Linked DNA regions of Homo sapiens: region 2 is linked to region 1. Evidence: read pairs that join two places in POLR2A ChIA-PET (ENCODE). Cell type or tissue: GM12878. All regions are shown on one strand. Links, peaks and the distances in the headings refer to the core of each region. The heading gives the core; the rest is flanking DNA.

Region 1 (4,376 bases), core at 236-4,235:
GAGGTGTCCTGGTGGCCCAGAGGCGCCTGGGTTGCAGCCTGGGGAGCCCTGGGGCTGGAACCAGAGTGGGGTCCAGGTGCTTGCCGGGAAGTCAGGTGGGTTCGGCAGCAGGGACCAGGCGGCATCTCCGGAAAGGGCACCCTCGCCTCCTTTGTTAGCCTACGCTGCCCCATCTCGAGGGCCGGGAGACGGTGCGGTCAGCCTCCCGCCGCAGGGTGCGGGGGCACCCTCGCCTCCTTTGTTAGTCTATGCTGCCCCATCTTGAGGGCCGGGAGACCGTGCAGTCAGCCTCCCGCCGCAGGGTGCAGGGGGCTGTTTGGAACTGCAGGAAAATCGGTGTTGGGTCTTCCCAGCCGCACTGCCTGTCCTGGGCAGTGTGTGCTGAGTGATGGATGGGCCCCCGAGCTAATGGCTTCTGTCTTCCAGGCATTACAGGGTTTGCTGTCTCACTTCAGTCTCACTTTTCTGCATGTGTGGAATTGGTTCTCAACTTCTCTTTCACCCTGAGGTCTCGGCTGGTGCCCGTCTGACGGACGCGTCTGCGGCCTCCTGTCCAGATGCACATGGCAGCCTGCGCCTACACTGGCGTGGCTCTCAGTGTCACTGGTTCTCTCAGAACTCTGTCTCTGGTTTTCTCACTTCTGTCTGTTCTGTTTTTTGCATGTGCAGTTTTGTAAAGCAAGCTCGAGGTACTGTATCTCGCAGCTCATCTGTCTCCAGCGTGAACTCACCGTGAGTCGCTCTGCTACGATATTCCATCCATGGCTTCATGATAACTACATGCAGACACCTTCCTTCCACTCCTAACTCTGCTATCTCACCGCAAGTCATTTGCTTCATGGGGCAGCTCCAGGCCGGGCTTCTGTGGCCTGAGCGGGGAATGGTGGGCTTGCTCCCTGATGTCCCCAAGTCCTGCCACGGGGTCAGACCCTCTGCGCTCAGCGCCTCCTCCTTTCCCTCCTGGTCTCTGTCTTTTTGTCTGCTGCCTGTTGTGTCCGCTCACTCCGGTGTCTCGAGTGTGTCTGCTTCTCCTGAGTGGACTGGGCGTCATGGGTTCAGGTCTCCTTGTGGTTCCCATGAGGTCAGGGCCCTGTGAGCAGGCACAGCAGAGAGTGCTCTTTAGGGGCTCACTGGGGACGTTTATGGGTCCTCCTAGGCCCCTTACTTGGGAGGGACTGTGTCTGTGATTCTCAGGAAGTCCTTGTTCTAGCAAGAGCAGAGAGCTGTTGTCCACTTGGGAAGCTCACAGTAGACCACCCAGGGCCCAAGGCAGAGACACGGAAACTCCAGGGTGGCCCTCCAGGGAGTGACTGGCTGGCATCCCCTCGGGCAGCTTCTCATGGGGAAGTGCTCATGGATGGCTGGTCCGCAGGGGCTTCCCCTGGAGGGCAAGGCCAGGCCCTGCAGGTGAGGGGTCCCTGAAGTGGTCAGGTGCAGTTAGGCCACCTGCCCTGATGGAAGTGGCCAGGTGCAGTTAGGCCACCTGCCCTGATGGAAGTGGCCAGGTGCAGTTAGGCCACCTGCCCTGATGGAAGTGGTCAGGTGCAGTTAGGCCACCTGCCCTGATGGAAGTGGCCAGGTGCAGTTAGGCCACCTGCCCTGATGGAAGTGGCCAGGTGCAGTTAGGCCACCTGCCCTGATGGAAGTGGCCAGGTGCAGTTAGGCCACCTGCCCTGATGGAAGTGGCCAGGTGCAGTTAGGCCACCTGCCCTGATGGAAGTGGCCAGGTGCAGTTAGGCCACCTGCCCTGATGGAAGTGGCCAGGTGCAGTTAGGCCACCTGCCCTGATGGAAGTGGCCAGGTGCAGTTAGGCCACCTGCCCTGATGGAAGTGGCCAGGTGCAGTTAGGCCACCTGCCCTGATGGAAGTGGCCAGGTGCAGTTAGGCCACCTGCCCTGATGGAAGTGGCCAGGTGCAGTTAGGCCACCTGCCCTGATGGAAGTGGCCAGGTGCAGTTAGGCCACCTGCCCTGATGGAAGTGGCCAGGTGCAGTTAGGCCACCTGCCCTGATGGAAGTGGCCAGGTGCAGTTAGGCCACCTGCCCTGATGGAAGTGGCCAGGTGCAGTTAGGCCACCTGCCCTGATGGAAGTGGCCAGGTGCAGTTAGGCCACCTGCCCTGATGGAAGTGGCCAGGTGCAGTTAGGCCACCTGCCCTGATGGAAGTGGCCAGGTGCAGTTAGGCCACCTGCCCTGATGGAAGTGGCCAGGTGCAGTTAGGCCACCTGCCCTGATGGAAGTGGCCAGGTGCAGTTAGGCCACCTGCCCTGATGGAAGTGGCCAGGTGCAGTTAGGCCACCTGCCCTGATGGAAGTGGCCAGGTGCAGTTAGGCCACCTGCCCTGATGGAAGTGGCCAGGTGCAGTTAGGCCACCTGCCCTGATGGAAGTGGCCAGGTGCAGTTAGGCCACCTGCCCTGATGGAAGTGGCCAGGTGCAGTTAGGCCACCTGCCCTGATGGAAGTGGCCAGGTGCAGTTAGGCCACCTGCCCTGATGGAAGTGGCCAGGTGCAGTTAGGCCACCTGCCCTGATGGAAGTGGCCAGGTGCAGTTAGGCCACCTGCCCTGATGGAAGTGGCCAGGTGCAGTTAGGCCACCTGCCCTGATGGAAGTGGCCAGGTGCAGTTAGGCCACCTGCCCTGATGGAAGTGGCCAGGTGCAGTTAGGCCACCTGCCCTGATGGAAGTGGCCAGGTGCAGTTAGGCCACCTGCCCTGATGGAAGTGGCCAGGTGCAGTTAGGCCACCTGCCCTGATGGAAGTGGCCAGGTGCAGTTAGGCCACCTGCCCTGATGGAAGTGGCCAGGTGCAGTTAGGCCACCTGCCCTGATGGAAGTGGCCAGGTGCAGTTAGGCCACCTGCCCTGATGGAAGTGGCCAGGTGCAGTTAGGCCACCTGCCCTGATGGAAGTGGCCAGGTGCAGTTAGGCCACCTGCCCTGATGGAAGTGGCCAGGTGCAGTTAGGCCACCTGCCCTGATGGAAGTGGCCAGGTGCAGTTAGGCCACCTGCCCTGATGGAAGTGGCCAGGTGCAGTTAGGCCACCTGCCCTGATGGAAGTGGCCAGGTGCAGTTAGGCCACCTGCCCTGATGGAAGTGGCCAGGTGCAGTTAGGCCACCTGCCCTGATGGAAGTGGCCAGGTGTCCTGTCCCTGTCCTAGTGGTGGTGAGGCCCCTGCCGCCCCCGCCCTGCCCAGTGCTTCCTTGCTGGCAGCCAGCATGGAGCTGGGCTCAGTCTTTCCACGAGCACTGTTTGCTGCTGGCTGTCAGAGGCACTGATGTCTCCTGGGGCAAGAAAGCATGCTGGATCCTGCATCCATCCGCGGGGTGGAATAAGATGTAAGATGCAGATGGTGGCCGGGCGCGCTGGCTCACACCTGTAATCTAGCACTTTGGGAGGCTGAGGTGGGCGGATTCCCTGAGCTCAGGAGTTCGAGACCAGCCTGGGCAACATGGTGAAACCCTGTCTCTACTAAATACAAAAAATTAGCCGTGAGTGGTGGCGGGCGCCTGTAGTCCCAGCTACTCGGTAGGCTGAGGCAGGAGAATTGCTTGAACCCGGGAGGCAGAGGTTGCAGTGAGCCGTGATCACACCACTGCACTCCAGCCTGGGCGACACAGCGAGACTCTGTCTCCCAAAAAAAAAAAAAAAAAAAAATGCAGATGGCAGGTATCCATGGTGTCACACCAGGGCTGCTTCATATTGTCAGCAGTTCCGGGTTGTCTGAGCCCAGAGACCTCAAAGCAGGGCCACAGAGCGCCTTGAGGCCACTTCCAAGTCCTGTAGTTCCCCACAGCACCCAGCTGAGCATGGCTGAGCCCTCCTCCCTGGAACAGCTGGGTTGTGCCTACCAGCTGAGGCCAGGACACAGGGGTGCCAGTCGTCCATGTGACTTCCTTAAAGAACCCTTTTAAACCAGGACTTTGCCTGGATTAATCACCAGCCACACTTCACTCTAAGTTGGTGTGGATATGTGCCAGATAGAGCAAGGACAGAGACAGGGGCCAGGGGAGGTGCAGGCTGACTTAAGACACCATGCAGAGAGGCCCGGCACGCAGATTCAGAGACCTAGGGGATACCTCCAGAGAGGAACTTGGTGGTGCTGGCCGAGTGAGGGCAGATGCAGACAGTCTCTGGTGACGTTAGGGCTGACAGTGGCAGATAGGCCCGGAAGGAACAGGCCAGGTGGAACCAGTGGGGCTGCGGGGGGCGGGCAGGTGCCCTAGCGTAGGCTGCTCAGCATGTTGCTCTGCCTGGGTGGTCACGGGGGAGCCTGCCAGCCTGACAGCGCCCTCAGCCCAGCAGACAGCCTGGCCTTTCCCTGCTCCAGGTGTTTCCTGGGCGAGAAGGAGCCACACCTGAATGCAAGGGTGAGGGCAGAGC
Region 2 (4,376 bases), core at 75-4,074, 390 kb before region 1:
ATAGGCGTGCGCCACCACGCTCGGCTAATTTTTGTATTTTTGGTAGAGACAGGGTTTCACCATGTTGGCCAGGCTGGTCTCAAACTGCTGACCTCAGGTGACCCACCCCCCTTGCCTCCCAAAGTGCTAGGATTGTAGGCATGAACCACCATGCCTGGCCATTTTTTTTTTTTTTTTTTTTTTGAGATGGCATCTCTTTCTGTCACCCACGCTGGAGTGCAATGGCGTGATCTTGGCTCACTGCAACCTCCACCTCCCGGGTTCAAACGATTCTCTTACCTCAGCCTCCCAAGTAGCTGGGATTACAGGTGCGCACCACCACTCCGGGATAATTTTTTTGTATATTTAGTAGAAACGGGGTTTCACCATGTTGGTCAGGCTGGTCTCAAACCCCTGATCTCAGGTGATTTGCCCACCTCAGCCTCCCAAAATGCTGGGATGACAGGCGTGAGCCGCTGCGCCCGTGATTTGCCCACCTCAGCCTCCCAAAATGCTGGGATGACAGGCGTGAGCCGCCGCGCCCGGCCCTTTTGCAGAGGTTCTGTCTGCTGGTTTGGTTTTCTTGAAGGATCCCTCAATTTCTTGCCTTGCTGGTATAAGCTGGATTTTTTTTTTTTTTTGAGACAGAGTCTTGGTCTTGTCGCCCAGGCTGGAGTGCAGTGGTGTGATCTCGGCTCACTGCAACCTCTGCCTCCTGGGTTCAAGCAATTCTCCTGCCTCATTACCCCCCCACCCCCAAGTAGCTGGGATTATAGTTGTGCACCACCACGTGTGGCTACTTTTTGTATTTTTAGTAGAGAGGGAGTTTCGCCATGTTGGCCAGGCTGGTCTTGAACTTCTGACCTCAAGTGATCCACCCTCCTGGGTCTCCCAAAATAATGGGATTACAGGTGTGAGCCACCATGCCCGGCCATTTTTGGTGGACCTTTTTATGGGGCTAAACGTCTGGTGTCTTGTGGCTACAGAAGACCAGTACTTGCTTGAGGAGGAGACCTGAGAGGTCAGCTGTTCTCAGGTGGAGTTTTGCCCGCATTCCCCTTTGTAGTTGCAGGCATCACCCCCATTGTCCCCACCCTTCTGTGTTTTCTGGGGTCAGTCTGCCAGCTGCTCAGCTGCAACTCCTTTATTTAAGTTTCTCCTTCCTCTACTCTGTGGGATAGGTTAGCTCTCCTCTACCTCTCTGTCTTCCTATTTGTGTTCTATTTAGGGATTTCACATGTCTTGGGGTTTATGTGTCTCTTTCCTGCTTTTCTTGTCTTTGATTGATTTTTGCTAAGAGAAGAGAGGATCAGAATCAATTTTTCTTTTTTTAAAATTACTTAAACATTTAATTTTTAATTACACAATATAATTTATAAAACATTTTGTAGAGATGGAGTCTCACTGTGTTGCCCAGGCCGATCTCCAACTGGGCTCAGGCGATTCTCCCGCTTTGGCCTCTGAAAGTGTTAGGATCACAGGCGTGAACTGCTGTGGCTGGCCTGAGAAGCATTTTCCATAAATCTTGAGAAGCAGATTCTTCCGTAAACTAGAAGCACAGCTGTCCTATGAAAAGGGCTGCCTGTCTTCGGATCTTACTATGTCAGTTGTTGGTTGTGGTCGGAAGGTTCTGGAGTCATAGTAAGGGCCAGCAAGGGTGATGTTTGTGCCTCAGCTCTAATGTCGAAAAGAGCGTCTGTGGCTACCTTAGTTGCTGGAGATCCCACACGTGGCCAGAGCCAGAGGTGGGGCTAGAGCCCTGGTTTCCTTCTTCTGCTTCCTGTCATGTGCTGAAAGAGCTGTGTAGGTTTGACCACATTTTATTGAGTTTTTCTTTGAAAATAATTTGGCTTATAAGAATCATGTTTTGGATTCTTTAGGAACTTTATTTTTTTTTTCAATCATTTCATTGGATTAAGCATGGTTGATGGATTACTTTATCCTAAGGTAAGTGGGCAGTTTGATTTTAAGTTGCTCACTCAGCAAACCAGGTAGGGAATAGTTATTTGCTTTTGTATTTTTTTTTTTTTTTTGAGATGGAGTTTCGCTCTCGTTGCCCAGGCTGGAGTGCAGTGGTGCAATCTTGGCTCACTGGAACCTCCGCCTCCCAGGTTCAAGCGATTCTCCAGCCTCAGCCTCCCGAGTAGCTGGGATTACAGGCGCCCACCACCATGCCTGGCTAATTTTGTATTTTTAGTAGAGATGGGATTTCTCTATGTTCGTCAGGCTGGTCTCAAACTCGTGACCTCAGGTGATCTGCCTGCCTCGGCCTCCCAAAGTGTTGGGATTACCGGCGTGAGCCACCACACCTGGCCAGTTTTTTTGTTGTTGTTGTTAAATGGAGTCTCGCTCTGTTGCCCAGGCTGGAGTGCAGTGGCGTGATCTCGGCTCACTGCAAGCTCCGCCTCCTGGGTTCTCGCCATTCTTCTGCCTCAGTCTCCCAAGTAGCTGGGACTACAGGCGCCCACCACCATGCCTAGCTAATTTTTTGTATTTTTAGTAGAGACAGGGTTTCACTGTGTTAGCCAGGATGGTCTCGCTCTCCTGACCTCGTGATCTGCCCGCCTCTGCCTCCCAAAGTGCTGAGGTTACAGGCATGAGCCATCGCACCTGGTCCAGTTTTTTGTATTTTTAGTAGAAACGGGGTTTCACCATGTTAGCCAGGCTGGTCTCGAACTCCTGACCTCAGGTGATCCGCCCACCTCGGCCTCCCAAAGTGCTGGGATTATAGGCATGAGCCACCGCACCCGGCTGAGAATAGTTATTAGAGCCCAGTTAATTTGGCCTATGGCAGGTATGATATAGAAAGCATTACTTCCAGGACTGAGAATTCTCCTTTCTTACTGTTTTGCTTCTCTTTAACTTTTAATATTTTCATGTATTAAAAAAAAATCTGATGATTTTGGATTTTGAAAAACAAAGCTAAAGTGGCTGCTATAACTCTTCAGAGGTAGCATTTCCTTTGAAATGGAGTCTCTTGGATAAGAGGCCACTTTCCCAGGAACATCACTGTGAGCTGCTGTTTCATTCTGGAAAAGCTTGTGGATTTCTTTCTGTATTCTAGTTGTAATAGGCTGGTTCTGATCACAGTATATTTAAGATGCTGTTTTGAGCACTTTCTGTTTATGCAGTGCAATTCTAGGTATTTGTAAGAGGACATACAAAGTTTTGAGATTGATCCCTGATGTTACAAAATTTAATAATAGAACAGAGCAAATATTACTGAGTAGGAAATGAGAGTCAGTTAAAAGTAAACAAGAAGAGGCTGCTGGATGGCCACAATTGCTGCGGCCACATGTGTGGGGAAAAGTTCCTTGAGGAAGATGAGTTAGTCTAGGTCTTTTTTTTCCTTTAACAGCTTCTTGTCCAACACATAGTCTAGGTCTTAAAGGATGTGAGACATGAATTGGCATGAGAAGGTGGACAAAGTGTACATTAACAAAAATTAGGCATTTTAGCAAATTTAGAAATCAAACCTAGAAACCTCAGGATGCCATATATTTGTCATCTGTTTTTTTCCTGATCCTCGTGAGTGTATGTGTTTTTATTTAAAATTGGTGGTAATCAGTGATTATGTGCCGTTGTACTTCCTCTGTCCCGTATTGTCTGACGTGCATTCGTATCTTCAGTGTTTTTGGTAGCTGCATGGTGTGTGACATAGAAAAGTCCCAGTTTCCTCGACTGTGATTTGGGTGAGGTCTGTATCCTTTGGTGCACAGTGGAATTACAAGGTCAGAAGGGGATAGTGGCATGAGATGAAGCTGGAGAGGCAGGGCAAGGTTATCCAGGGCCTTGTTACCATGGTAACAAGTTGGGAAGTTTCATAACCACTGTAGACAGTCCTTGAAGATTTTAGGCATGGAATGATACTTTAAAAAGATGACCCTGGCTGCTGTGTGGAGAGCGGAAGTAGGGGGCCAGTGAGCAGGCTTGGCTTGAGTGGTATGGGTTAGTCATGATATAGGTGTTTAGATTTAATTTTTTGAGCATATAGGACAGTTACATGGTTCAAAATTGAAAAAGTATGGCCGTGTGTGGTGGCTTATGCCTGTAATCCCACCACTTTGGGAGGCCGAGGCGGGTGGATTGATCACCTGACGTCAGAAGTTCAAGAGCAGCCTGGCCAACATTGGTGGAACCCTGTCTCTAATAAAAATATAAAAAAATTAGCCGGGCGTGATGGCGGGCGCCTGTAATCCCAGCTACTCGGGAGGCTGAGGCAGGAGAATCGCTTGAACCCGGGAGGTGGAGGTTGCAGTGACCTGAGATCGTGCCATTGGACTCCAGCCTGGGTAACAAGAGTGAACCTCTGTCTTGGAAAAAAAATAAAAATAAAAATAAAATAAAATTGAAAAAGTACCTCCCTAGCCACTAGTTCTTCTCTTGGCAGGTCACCA

The links. ChIA-PET counts read pairs that join two places held together with the same protein. Peaks named below come from ENCODE experiments on the same cell type or tissue, not always from the same donor. Only the 100,000 strongest peaks of a DNase experiment are listed, where the experiment ranks them.
Region 2: POLR2A ChIA-PET joins it to region 1 with 5 read pairs; 2 of 35 experiments call an interaction of 5 or more read pairs at or near these places.

The regions. Positions count from the first base shown.
Region 1 is chr9:138,016,470-138,020,845 of GRCh38, forward strand. The region is part of intron 18 of CACNA1B (calcium voltage-gated channel subunit alpha1 B); the gene reads left to right. Among named protein-coding and RNA genes, the nearest start is that of CACNA1B-AS1, 72 kb to the left of the region's middle. In GM12878, for the core only: no CTCF peak of the experiment used is centred there; no DNase peak of the experiment used is centred there.
Region 2 is chr9:137,627,098-137,631,473 of GRCh38, forward strand. The region is part of intron 1 of EHMT1 (euchromatic histone lysine methyltransferase 1); the gene reads left to right. Among named protein-coding and RNA genes, the nearest start is that of EHMT1, 10 kb to the left of the region's middle. RefSeq lists an enhancer at 1,466-1,525. In GM12878, for the core only: no CTCF peak of the experiment used is centred there; a DNase peak (open chromatin) is centred at 1,725; H3K4me3 peaks cover 1,778 bases; H3K27ac peaks cover 2,313 bases.